2 separate regions of the Homo sapiens genome follow, and region 2 is linked to region 1. A link is a contact called in ENCODE Hi-C or POLR2A ChIA-PET data. All regions are on one chromosome and are shown on one strand. Each heading gives the region's core, a stretch centred on a gene start or an enhancer-like site at or near the end of the contact. The rest is flanking DNA. Distances are from core to core; before and after follow the strand shown. Region 1 holds the start of SBK1 (SH3 domain binding kinase 1). Region 2 holds the start of SPNS1 (SPNS lysolipid transporter 1, lysophospholipid).

Region 1 (6,565 bases), core at 2,635-5,134:
AAAATTAGTTGGGTGTGGCCGGGTGTGGTGGCTTACACTTGTAATCTCAGCACTTTGGGAGGCCGAGGAGGGTGGATCACGAGGTCAGGAGTTCAAGACCAGCCTGGCCAAGATGGTGAAACCCCGTCTCTACTAAAAATACAAAAAATTAGCCAGGCATGGTGGCGGGTGCCTGTAATCCCAGCTACTCGGGAGGCTGAGGCAGAGAATTGCTTGAACCCGGGAGGTGGAGGTCGCAGCGAGCCGAGATTGTGCCACGACACTTCAGCCTGGGCAACAGAGCGAGACTCTGTCTAAAAAAAAAAAAAAAAAAAAATTAGCTGGATGTGGTGGTGGGCATCTGTAATCTCAGCTACTCAGGAGACTGAGTCAGGAGAATCACTTGAACCCAGGGGCTGGAGGTTGTAGTGAGCCGAGATCTCGCCATTACACTCCAGCCCGGGCAACAAGAGTGAAACTCTGTCTCAAAAAAAAAAAAAAAAAAAAAAGATTTTTCTGGGCCTGCAAACCCAGATGCCAGCATCGGGGGCCAGGAGGTGACCTAAGGGAGCGAACGGCTGCCTGGGGGTGGACTGGAAGGCAAGGGCCCTGTCTAAAGAAGGTGGTCATTCTCCCGCTGTGGCCTGAGGTTGCCACATCATCTGATTTTTCAAGAAGATCCAAAAATCAGCTTTTGTATGTGAAATTGCCTCCCCCCGACTTTTTTTAAGCACTCACAACAAAGACAAACATGTAAAATACATTGGACCAACAAAAATCGTCTATAGGCTGTATTTTACAGCACGTGCCCTACCATACGCTGGGCTCTGAATTAGACAATGCTGATGCAGTATGGACAAGACAAACCTGGTTCCCGTCTCCTGGAGCTGAGTCTAGATGTGGAGACAAACTCTCACTGCACATGTAGACACACGCCACTACCTCCAAGCCACCAAACCACCAACCAATCAAATTCAGCTCTCTACTACGTGCCAGCTCAGGTCAGCTCAAAAAGGGAGGTGGAGGCAGAAAACGGCTCCGGAGCCATCCTAGAGTGGGGCTTTTCAGGTCAGGGGAAGAGCACGTGACGGAGGCAGAGAATTAGAGGACACGGAGGAGATGGGCTAGGAGAGGTGGTTTAGGGCCAGGCTGCAGTCCAGAGACTATCTGGACTCAGCGACTTGATTCTGGACTCAATGGAGAGCCACTGCAGGTTAGTGAGGAGGGGAGGTCTTGCTCCTTGTCCTCCTCTGGCCTCCTCACAGTTTGCCCTGGACACAGTGACTCAAATTTCTGCTCTTCAGCCTCTGGTTCCACTGCCTTGCCTGTGGGGTGTGTGACAAAGCCCTGGGCTTCTGGGAACCCCCACTGGGGGGAAATGAACTCCTTCAGCAATGGGTAGAGCAAACCTGGATGCTTGTCCTGCCCAATTTCGATCTCCATCCGCCCTTCAAGCTGCAGAGAGGCTCACTCTCTGTCATTTTCTCTGGGAAGGGCCACGTGCTTGCCCAAGGTCACTCAGTCTTCAGGGCACCTGATTCCCCCACAGCCTGTGCTGAAGGTGGCTGCCTCAACTGTCCTGAAATTGGCAGGAGAGGCTGCCAGAGGTCTGCCCGCATCAAGTGCCCCCTACCCTCGTCTCCAGCTGGTCACATCCTCACCCTTGGGTCAGTGCCAGCAGCAGGTGGGGGTGGGGGCACTTGGTGCTGGGAAGGTGGGAGATGAGGAGTCAGCCACCCAGGCTCAGGGCTCCCAAGGCTGTAGCAGGACAGGGATCAGCTGCTTCAGGTGTAGGGTCAAGAATCTCTCAGCTGGACCTGGCCCGGTCCACTTCAACAGGCCCAATGGGACGTGCCCAGGGGTCTGATGATCAGGAGACATCAAGAAAGGAGATAGGAATGAAGTGGGGAAAAGGACCCTGACTCTAGCGCATGGTCCATCACAGACATTGGCGACAGGTTTGTTGAATGAATAAGTGAAGGAGCTACTGGCAGGGCTAGCTGTATCCTGGGTCCTGCCTTCCCGAGCCTCAGTTTGTGCACCTATCAAATGGGTCCAGCATCACTGCTTGTCTGCAGAAGGCTCAGAGAGAAGAGATGAGAGGAACTCCCAGCAGCCCAGAGTGTGTTCTTTCCATGCAGTCCAGCCCCTTCTCAGGATCTGATTCAGGATTTCAGGGTACAATGTCCCCTAGGGTCTCTCGGCTTCCTCATATGCGGTAGAGCCTGGGGTTCAGGACCTCACTGAGGGCCAGGCTGGGGTACGGCCGTGTGTACCACCTGGAAAGCCACAGTGAGACCCTGGAATTGGCCCTTGGTTGTCTGGGACACATTGAGCCAACCCTTGGTTTAACCTGGGTGTTCTCCAGGTTAGGAGGGGAAGGGAAAGACTTGGGTTGCTGTCCCTGGGACAAATGGGAACAGAACGGTGCCCTGACCTGAAATAGCTTCTTCATCTAGGCTACCTCTCCTCCCCAGAAACTAGCGCCTCACTTTGGGGGGTACTTACTCCCTCCCTGTCCCACAGGGAGTACAAAGTATGGTTTAGGTAAAGACCGCCAGTGTGGCCTGGGTCGGGCAGCAGAGTCACAGGGAAGATGCGATTCCCATTCATCCGCTCAAACACACCCCTTCCCCGCACTCTCACAGACAAAGACACACACCCGAAGCCCCAGCCATCACCCAGGGCCACATAAGGCAGCCCCCCTCACCTGTGGGCACCCCCAAATTTTCCCCTCTCGGGGGGACTTCACTAGAAGCTCAGCTTGGCCGTGGGGGAGGGGTATTCACACTCCAAGGACCTGGGGGCCAACCTCCAGGCTCGCAGCTTTTGGGGGGGGACTCTCCGCCCTCTTCCCCCCTCTCCATGGCACAACGGGCTCCACCACCACTCCTCCGTGGGGCCGGGGAGCTGCGCCCGAGCCTCAAGGCTAGGGAGTGGGGTGGGGGAAGGGAGAGGAGGAGGGGGCGGCTCCTCCAAGCGAGACACAAAGAGACGTCCTTCAGCCTCGGCTCCATGGCGACGCTGGGGAAGGGGGAGCGCGCAACCCGATACTTCCTTCCCCACCTGCAGGGCTATGGGGACCTCGGTGGCCACTCACCTGCCGCCCCTCACCTGGGCCCGGCTTACCTGGGCTGGGGCCGCGGGGACGCCGCGGCAGGGGGCCTGGGCGCCGTCGCGGTCTTCGTCTGCCCGGCCCCGGGGGCTCAGGGCGCCACGACCATGGACCGGGGTGCAAGCGGTGCCGCCAGGGGCTCAGTCGCCCAAGTCCTGGAGCTTTAGGGGGGGGATCCCCGAGGCTTCTTGCTGGTGAGAGTGTCTCTTGCTGTCCCCGGCTGCCTAGATTTGGGATTTCTATGTACCGGAGTTGGGGGGAATTGGGATCCCCTGATCTAGGGGCGTTCTGAGCTGGGTCTTCTTGTCTTGAGGTGTGGAGTTGTAATGACCGGATCTTGGGAGGGGGTTCTCGCAATCCCGGCCTGGGGGCACTGCGTTCTAGGTCTTGGGGCGGGGGCCCAGACTGAGGAGGGGGAGTCCTTGCGGTGCCGTAGGGGGCTTGCTGTCTTCTAAATACCGAGGAAGTCTCCGCTTTCCCCGCAGGGGAGTCGCTCGGTGTCGGATCCGGGAGGGCCCCCCCTCTTCCCCGAGGCTCGCCGGATCCTGGATGTGGAAGGGGGCTCCCCGCACTCCTCGGCTGCGGGGGCTTTAGTGGGTCCCGGCCACCGGCGGGCGCTGGAAGCCCCTCAGCCGCTGGGGGGCTCGGTCGCCGCCGCTACGAGCAGCCCGGCCCTGCGCTCCCGGCCCCCGGCCTGGCCCGGGCTCCGGCTGCGGCTCCAGCTCGCGCTCCGCCTGGCGCTCGGGCCCCGGCCCCGGCGCCCGCCCGGGCTGCGCTCCATCGCGGCATCGCGGCTCCGCCCTCCAGCCAGCGCGCACCTGCCCGCCCGGCCCGCGGCTCCGCCCTCCGGCTCGCGCGCCGCCGCCCGCCCCTTTGTCCGTCCCGCTCGGCGCGCGCCCTCGCGCAAGCGCGCTCACCCGCCGCGCGCCCGCCCTCCCGCCGCGCGCCGCGGAGCGCAGATTCTCCCCGCGCGGCGCCCCCACCCCCTTCCGGCCGCGCTGGGTCCTAGCGCCGGTGGCTCCCGAGCTGGCTCCCACCCCCCACCCCCCACCCACCCCACTCCTTTTCTAGGTCAGAGCCCACGAGGGGGCGAGAACGAGGTTACAGAGGACTCGGGGGAGTCTGAGAGGGTCACCTGGTCCAGCTTTCTGGGCCCTGCGGGACGAGACTGCCCCAGACTGTCCCGGTCTGTGCTAGTGGGGCGGAGCCTGTGTGTGTTTGAAGGAGGGAAAACAAATCCAGGTTCTGCATTCGGATATGCATTTCATTCATCCATGCGTCCGCCTGCCTGCCTGCGCTTCCATCCATCCATCCATCCGTCCGTCCATCCATCCATCCATCCATCCATGCATCCTATTTCCAGCGAGACGTCAGAGAACTCACAGTCTTCTTGGGGAAGAGGTCATAAACTTGGGCCTGGGTGGTTGCCCTATCCAACTGAGGTCGCCTTTGCGATCCCTGCTGCAAATAGGCAGTGACTAGTCCAGGAGTGCAGCTGGGAGGAACTGCTCGCCGGATAGAAGGGAAGAAAGGAGATTCTAGGCAGAGGTACAGCAGGTGTAAGGGATGTTGCATTGTCTGTTTGATAACCGGAAATTGGTGGCCTGGATGAAGTGGGTGGATGGGGACAGAGATGAGATAGGGACAGCTCGTCCTTCCAGGCCCTGTTCTTTCTCCTCCCTGCAGCTCACTCTTTCCCTAGTGAGAAAGCCCCAATAGGACGCCTTCCCTATTTCTTTCTTTTTTTTTTGTTTTTTTAGCTTCAAGCTTCAAAAGCATTTCTTTTTCATTCTTTTTTTTAATTATTATTATACTTTAAGTTTTAGGGTACATATGCACAACATGCAGGTTTGTTACGTATGTATACGTGTGCCATGTTGGTGTGCTGCACCCATTAACTCGTCATTTAGCATTAGGTATATCTCCTAATGCTATCCCTCCCCCTTCCCCCCACCCCACAACAGTCCCTGGTGTGTGATGTTCCCCTTCCTGTGTCCATGTGTTCTCTTTGTTCAATTCCCACCTATGAGTGAGAACATGCGGTGTTTGGTTTTTTGTCCTTGCGATAGTTTGCTGAGAATGATGGTTTCCAGCTTCATCCATGTCCCTACAAAGGACATGAACTCATCATTTTTTATGACTGCCCCTATTTCTTCTAAGTTTTTGATCAGGCTGTTTTCTCAACCCAGCGTAATCCTCCCAGCCACTCCCGACTGTTTCCAGAGCTTTAGGAGCCAGGGATTGCAAACGCAAGTACCTACAGGCGCAGACATGAGCGACTGGGGTCGCATGTAAAGTGATAGAGAGGGTGGAGAAGAGGGGAACTGGAGACATCGTGGGCTGTGCGTGGCTGGATGATATTCAAAGAGAAGCAGGACATCCAGAAATCTTCCAACTTTTAAATGTTTGAAACGAATTCCCAAAATTCGGAAATATTGAATGGGCCAAATGAAACACACTTTGCAGACAAATCTGGCCCCCAGACCATAGGTTGGCAACCTCTACCATTGAGAATATTGTTTCAGTTCTTAACTTGTCGGCCTCCTGCCTCTGTCTAGATTGTCTTTTTTCTCTTTTCTTTTCTTCTCTTCTCTTCTCCTTTCTTTCTTTTTCTCTCCCCGCCCTTCCTTCCTTCCTTTCTTCTTTCCTTCCTTCCTGCCTTCCTACCTTCCTTCTTTTTTTGACAGAGTCTTGCTCTGCTGCCCAGCCTGGAGTGCAATGGCACGATCTTGCCTCACCGCAACCTCTGCCTGCGGGGTTCAAGTGATTCTCCTGGCTCAGCCTCCTGAGTAGCTGGGATTACAGGCGTGTGCCACTATGCCTGGCTAATTTTTGTATTTTTACTACAGACGGGGTTTCATCATGTTGGCCAGGCTGGTCTCAAACTCCTGACTTCAAGTGATCCACCCACCTCAGCCTCCCAAAGTGCTAGGATTACAGGCATGAGCCACCGTGCCTGGTGATTGTCTTTTTTCTAGAATCCAAATCCTTTGGGATCATCAGGTCTGTAAAATACAAATGGGGTTGGGTTGCTGTCTTACATAAAACTGCCAAGGACTTCCTGTGTACCATCAGGGTAAAGTCTAACCTTACTTATCCTGGCATTCAAAGCCCTTAACATTTAGAGCCTGCTCTCCATTCCCCTACAAAGGACCTCTCTTCTCCATTCGGCCTTGACCTCAGCCACGCTATTCTAGGACATCTGCCTCTGTCTTTTTTTTTTTTTTTTGAGACAGGGTCTCACTTTGTCACCAAGGTTGGAGTGTAGTGGTGCAATCATGGCTCACTACAGCCTCAACCTCCTGGGATCAAGTGATCCTCCCACCTCAGCCCCCTAAGTAACTAGGACTACAGGTGTGCACCACCAGGCTCAGCTAATTTTTGTATTTTTTGTAGAGATGGGGTTTTGCCATGTTGCCCAGGCTGGTCTTGAACTCCTGAGCTTAAGCCTTCCATCCACCTCAGCCTCCC
Region 2 (6,565 bases), core at 1,343-3,842, 680 kb before region 1:
CATCCAGTACCTGACTCTCACATTTACTTTTTTCTCTTTTTTTTTTTTTTTTTTTTTAAACGAAGTCTCGCTCTGTTGTCAGGTTGGAGTGCTGTGGCGCGATCTCAGCTCACTGCAACCTCCGCCTCCCAGGTTCAAGCAATTCTGCCTCAGCCTCCCAAGCAGCTGGGACTACAGGGGCGTGCCACCACGCCCAGCTAATTTTTGTATTTTTAGTAGAGATGGGGTTTCACCATGTTAGCCAGGATGGTCTCAATCTCCTGATCTCGTGATCCACCCGCCTCGGCCTCCCAAAGTGCTGGGATTACAGGTGTGAGCCACAGCGCCTGGACTGTTTTCTGTTACATAACACTTATCCCTATGGGAAAACTGTCCCACTTTAGTTTAGCGTTTTACTGGCTGTTGCTGCCTCATGCATAGCGTACTATCAGCTCCCAAGGCAAGGTCCTTGCCTGTATTGGCCATGACTGTGTTTCTTTCACTTACTTAACACACAGCCTAGTGCAAAACAGGTGCTCAATAAGCATGTGAAGAGAGTGAATAAATCCGGCTGCCTAGAAAGAGCTGCTGCTCTAACTCAACAACTCTTCAGAGGTTTGAAGACCTTGCCCTATGATCCCATTCTCATTGCTCCAGACTTCACCTCAAATACCTCCAGTTCCTCATTGGCCTGGAGTAGAGAAAAGAACACTGCAAGACCTGGTTTCAAATTCCTGTTCCGCCTCCAACTGGTGGTGTGACCCTGGGCAAGTCTTAACTCTTCTCCAAGCCTCAGTTTCTTTATAAGCTGTAGATATCACTACCTACTTCCTCTATAAAATAGGAACAGTAACACCTATTTTTGACTGATAGAAGGATTAGAAGACAAGGGGCATAAAAGTTCTTCGCAAAGTCCTACAGGTGTAATCATCACTTCCTCCAGGCCTGGCACACAATGAGTACTCAGAAATGGTTGAGAAATGAATGAAGGATGGAAGGAAGAAAAAGGGCTTGGCTCTAGCTTTGCCTCTCCCACAAGTCCCAAAGTTGTGAACAAGTAAAACACACCTCTCCCCATTCCAGACACCCTCTCCTGCCTTTACTTATTTATTTATTTATGAGATGGAGTCTCGCTCTGTCACCCAGGCTGGAGTGCAGTGGTGCGATCTCGGCTCACTGCAACCTCTGCCTCCCGGGTTCAAGTAACTCTCATGCCTCAGCCTCCCAAGTACCTGGGATTACAGGCGCTCGCTACCATGCCTGGCTAATTTTTGTATTTTTAGTACAGATGGGGTTTCGTCATGTTGACCAGGCTGGTCTTGAACTCCTAACTTCAAGTGATCCACTCATCTTGGCCTCCCAAAGTGCTGGGACTACAGGCGTGAGTCACCACACCCAACCCTCCTGCCATTATTTACTGGGTGTCTACCATGTGCCAAACACTGCACTAGGCCCTTCACAGACAATCTTTTAGTTAATCTTCACATCAGTCCTAAGAGATGATTCGTGTTATTACTTGTTCCATCTTATAGACAAGGAAAATGAGGCTTAGAGAGGTTGAGTGCCTTGCCTACCATCACACAATAAGTGGAAGAGCTGAGATTTAAACCCAGGTCTGTCTTCACCTGGGTGAAGTTATACTTAGTTATACTAAACTGACTCCCTCTTTAAATGTGGTGTCCCGCTGACCCCCGAGCAACATCAGGGCCATCACCTCCCCTAACTGGCCACAAAACCTCCATTAATGAGCCCCTAGACAGGCCAGCGCGTGGCCCCACTTGAGACAGAACAGAAGGAGGAGCGGCTGTGTGACCAGGAGTGGTCCCCACTCACCGGTCTGGATGAGCCCAGAGCTACTGTCCCCGATGTTGAAGAACTGCTCGATGTCGGGAAGGACGCCTGAGGAGAAAATTCAGGATGGTCCGGCAAAGCAGCGCCACCCTCGGGACCCTGGCTCCCCTCTCCTAGACTATCTTCCTCCCAGAAGTGAGTCCCTACCAGCCACGGTGAAGCGGTCCATGTAGTTCAGGAGATTGATGTAGCACAGCACCGCCACTATGAGAGCCGAACGGCCGGGAGACAGGCCGGTGATGCGCTGCAGCCCCTCCTGGTCCGGGACCTCGGGCTCCTCGGACTTCGGGTTCCCCGTGGACCCTGGCAACCCCGGGGTGCCAGGCACTGGCCCGTCGTCCGGGTCATCCGCCTGGCTGAGGAAGGGCGCGGTGTCGGACCCGGCCATGGTCCCGGGGGGCCGCGCCCGCCCGCGCTCCGGTCCCACCGACGATCCCACCTGCGAGGGGAGGAGGCTGGAGAAAGGAGGATGGACCGAACACAGGCGAGGGAAGTGCGCCCGGAGACGGGGAGCTTGCCCTGAAGCACAGAGCACCACTGAGAAGGGACCCGGGCCCTGTCACGCCTCCCCGTCTCAGTAGACACACAGCGCGGAGGGGACGTGCGGAATACACGTGATGTCGGGGACAGGAGCGGGCTGAAGAGGGCACGATCCCACGCGGAGGCCACCCCTCACCCGGGGTAGGAGCCCGCTGCACTTGCTGTCGCTCAGCCCGGGCGCTGCACCACGGCAGCCGCCATGTTGCTTAAAGCCGGTCATGTGACGCGGGAGCCAGGGTGGAAGGGGTCCCCGCGGGCAAGCCTTCGACACGTGACCTGCCACCCGACTACGGAAGCCTCTTGGGCGTTCCGCCCGGGCTCACATGTCATGTGACGGCCGGCCGGTCGCCGGAGTAACCAGGAACTTTCCCAGACCCTGCGGTCCCTGGAGCGTCAAAAAGAGCGTCCCCGTGACTAGGTGGAGTCGCCTGCCCTTCCGAATCTCAGCTGTCTTATCTGGAACCCCCACGTGGCAGACTCCATCTTCATCAAACGGGATAATGGGGTCTCAAAAGGTTTTGGAAGTAGTAGATACCTCTAAAAGCCAAGGAGCAGCCCTAGTTCTCGGGAACCATCCTGTCTTCCTCCCAGGGTCTGGTTGGCGGCTTTTTACTCTCAATAAAGGATGGATGGATGGATGGATAAATGGATGGATGGAGCTTGAGCAGCGCGATGGATGGAGGATTGGAGGGACGGAGGGATGGACGGACGGACGGATGGAGCTTGAGCAACGCCCCGCCCTTTGTTGAGATTCCCCAACCCTGCTAGCCTTGTAAACTCCTGAGCCTTCACCGTGGACACTTAAATACCTATTAAAGGAAGCGTCTCCACCCGCCGCTCCTGGAGCATATTTTTCCTCACTCCAATCGGGATTGGAGCCCTTGCGCCCTCCGGTGGGCTTTTGTAGGGCAGGCAGGAGCTCCTAGCCTAAGGAGACTCCCAGCTGCAGGACTAGGGTCAAAGGGATAACTTGGGAGTGGTTCTTTAGTGGCACCCTATAATCTCCAAGCTACATCTAATAAAGCACTCTAAGTAAAATTAGTATAGTTCTGTGCAAATACAGCTTCAAGACCCATCTTTCAACCAGCCCTTAAAGGCCCTCTACTGAAATCCTGGAATCTCGTGGGGAGAGCATCCCCCAACCCCAAAACGCCTTGTTAGAAACTATTTCGAGTCCGAATACCCATAATTGGCTTTAACCCCCCCCCCCCCCCCATATTAGGTGCCTCGTGTTTCAGAACCTTAAGCTTGGTTTCCCCTGGCGGACAGGAACTTCAGGTTGCAGGCATTTAATTCCCTCAACAAGATATTATTGAACATGTATGTGCCTGGCATTTTACCAGGTTTCAGGGAAAGGCAGACTTACTCCCTTCCCTCGTGGAGCTTATCTAGAGAGTGATACGCATTGTAAATTGCACCTCTGAAGTGAAAAGGCAAGCCACAGGTTGAATGAAAATATTTACAAAGCATCTATCTGCCAAAGGACTTGTATCCATGTAAAGAACTCTTTTTTTTTTTCTTTCTTTCTTTTTTTGGAGACAGACGCTTGCTCTGTCACCCAGGCTGGAGCTGGAGTGTAGTGGCGGGATCTCGGCTCACTGCAACCTCCACTTCCGGGGTCCAAGCGATTCTTGTGCCTCAGCCTCCCAAGTAGCTGGGATAACAGGCACGTGCCACCACACCCGGCTAATTTTTTGTATTTTTGGTAGAGATGGGCTTTCAGCAGGTTGGCCAGGCTGGTCTTGAACTCCTGACCTCAAGTGATCTGCCCGCCTCAGCCTCCCACCGTGCTGGGATTACAGGGGTGAGCCACCATGCCCAGTGTCATTTTAATTTTTATATTTGTAGAGATGAGTTATCGCTATGTTGTCCAGGCTAGTCTGGAACTCCTGAACTCAAGCAATCCTCCCACCTCATCCTCCCAAAATGCTAGGACTACAGGTGTGAGCCACTGCACCCAGCTCTTTTGTCCATTTTAAAAATTGTGTTTTTGGCCAGGCACAGTGGCTCATGCCTGTAATCCTAGCCCTTTGGGAAGCTGAGGTGGGAGGATCACTTCAGCCCAGGAGTTCAAGATCAGCCTGGGCAACAAAGCAAGACTCATCTCTACAAAAAAACTAAATAAATAAAAATTAAATATACACTTCCCATATGACCCAGCAATTCCACTCCTAGGTAACCACCAATGAGAAATGAAAACGTGTCCAAACAAAAACCTGTATATGAATGTTCATAAATGCATTATTCATAATAGCCCAAAAATGAAAAGAATCCACATGTCCATCAACAGGGGCATAATCTATTCATACAACGGGAATAGCTTAACAAGAAAAAGGAATGAACTGTCAGAGACGTTCGGACCAGAGTGACTCCATCTTGAGTGACGGTTAGGAAAATAAGGCTGGGACTTGCTGGACTGAATTACAGAAAGTAAGGCATTCCTAGACTCGACATGTTTATGGTTAAGGAAACAATAACGTTTACTAGGCCGGGCGCAGTGGCTCACGCCTGTAATCCCAACACTTTGGGAGGGCGAGGCGGGTGGATCACAAGGTCAGGAGTTCAAGACCAGCCTGGCCAAGATGGTGAAAACCCATCTCTACTAAAAACACACACAAAAAATTAGCCAGACGTGGTGGTGGGCGTCTGCAATCCCAGCTACTCGGGAGGTTGAGGCAGAGAACTGCTTGAACCCAGGGGGCAGAGGCTGCAGTGAGCCGAGATTGTGCCACTGCACTCCAGCCTGGGCAACCGTGTGAGACACCGTCTCAAAAAAAAAAAAAAAAAATTAGCCGGGCATGGTAGCACACACCTGTAATCCCAACTACTCAGGAGGCTGAGGCAGAAGAATCACTTGAACCTGGGAGGCAGAGGCTGCAGTGAGTTGAGAGAGCACCACTGCACTCCCACCCGGGCAACAAGAGCAAAACTCCATCTCAAATAATAATAATATAATGTTTACTAAACAGACCCAGACTTGGGAGTGTCCAGATATCCCAATATATGGAGAACAAAGCATTCCTAATTTTGCTTTAAAGATAACAATATTGATTCTTGCTAAATATAGTAATTAAGAAAATTAGCCGGGCGCAGTGGCTTATGCCTGTAATCCCAGCACTTTGGGAGGTCAAGGCAGGCGGATCACGAGGTCAGGAGTTCAAGGCCAGCCTGGCCAACATGGTGAAACCCCATCTCTACTAAAAATACAAAAATTAGCTGGGCATAGTGGCGTGTTCCTGTAATCCCAGCTACTCAGGAGGCTGAGGCAGGAGAATTGCTTAAATTGGGACCCAGGAGGCGGAGGTTGCAGTGAGCCAAGATCGTGCCACAGCACTCCAGCCTGGGCGACAGAGCGAGACTCCATCTCAAAAAAAAAAAAAAAAAAAATCCTTTATCACAAACCCTTGTAGCAGAGCACATCTCCCCATATATATGAGTCTTGTACATAAGGTGGATGCCTTCCCCTTCTTACTTTCAGGAATGTCCTACTCTGTCTATGGAGTAGCTGTACTTTCACCAGTTTACTTTTTTTTTTTTTTTTTTTTGAGACGGAGTCTCACTCTGTAGCCCAGGCTGGAGTGCAATGGCATGATCTCAGCTCACTGTAACCTCTGCCTCCCAGGTTCAAGTGAGTCTCCTGCCTCAGCCTCCCAAGTAGCTGACATTATAGGCCCCAACCATCTCGCCCAGCTAATTTTTGTATTTTTAGTAAAGATAGGGTTTCGCCATGTTGGCCAGGCTGGTCTTGAACTCCTGACCTCAGGTGATCCGCCCACCTCAGCCTCCCAAAGTGCTAGGATTACAGGTGTGAGCCACTGTGCCCGGCCCAGTTTACTTTCTTAATAAACTTGCTTTTACTTCACACTGTGGACTCACCCTGAATTCTTTCTTGCACGAGATCCAAGAACCTTCACTTGGGGTCTGGATCGGGACCCCTGTCCTGTAACAGAACTACTGATACAAACGCAGAAACATTGTGTTAAGTAAAAGAAGCCAGACACAAAACACTGCATACTGTTATTCCATTTATATGAACATCCAGAGAAGGCAAAAGTAAGGTGACAGAAAGCAGATTAGTGGTTGCCTGGGGTCATGGGCAAGAGAAGGAAACTTTTGCACAACCGTGTACATCTACCAAAACTCACTGAAGGCCAGGCATGGTGGCTCATGCCTGTAATTCCAGCACTTAGGGAGG

The links. Hi-C counts contacts between places; a loop is a spot of excess contacts on that map. ChIA-PET counts read pairs that join two places held with the same protein, here RNA polymerase II (POLR2A). Pooled maps may share reads with other maps.
Region 2: a pooled map shows a loop between it and region 1 (4-fold over the local background). The contact joins the promoter of SPNS1 here to the promoter of SBK1 in region 1. A Hi-C loop is called at or near these places in 3 of 50 pooled maps. POLR2A ChIA-PET finds 5 or more read pairs at or near these places in 2 of 52 experiments (H1 and MCF 10A).

Annotation. Positions count from the first base shown.
Region 1 is chr16:28,289,844-28,296,408 of GRCh38, reverse strand. It overlaps SBK1 (SH3 domain binding kinase 1), which reads right to left and starts at 3,884. Exons shown (of 4, transcript NM_001024401.3): 1 at 3,109-3,884. LOC124903670 (a long non-coding RNA gene) reads left to right here and starts at 4,344. Exons shown (of 2, transcript XR_007065033.1): 1 at 4,344-4,642. RefSeq lists silencers at 3,784-4,013, 4,221-4,392.
Region 2 is chr16:28,970,805-28,977,369 of GRCh38, reverse strand. SPNS1 (SPNS lysolipid transporter 1, lysophospholipid) reads right to left here and starts at 2,592. Exons shown (of 12, transcript NM_032038.3): 1 at 1,978-2,592; 2 at 1,813-1,878. The coding sequence starts at 2,218. RefSeq lists a silencer at 2,236-2,325, a cis regulatory region at 2,362 and enhancers at 2,278-2,447, 2,546-2,655, 2,736-2,855.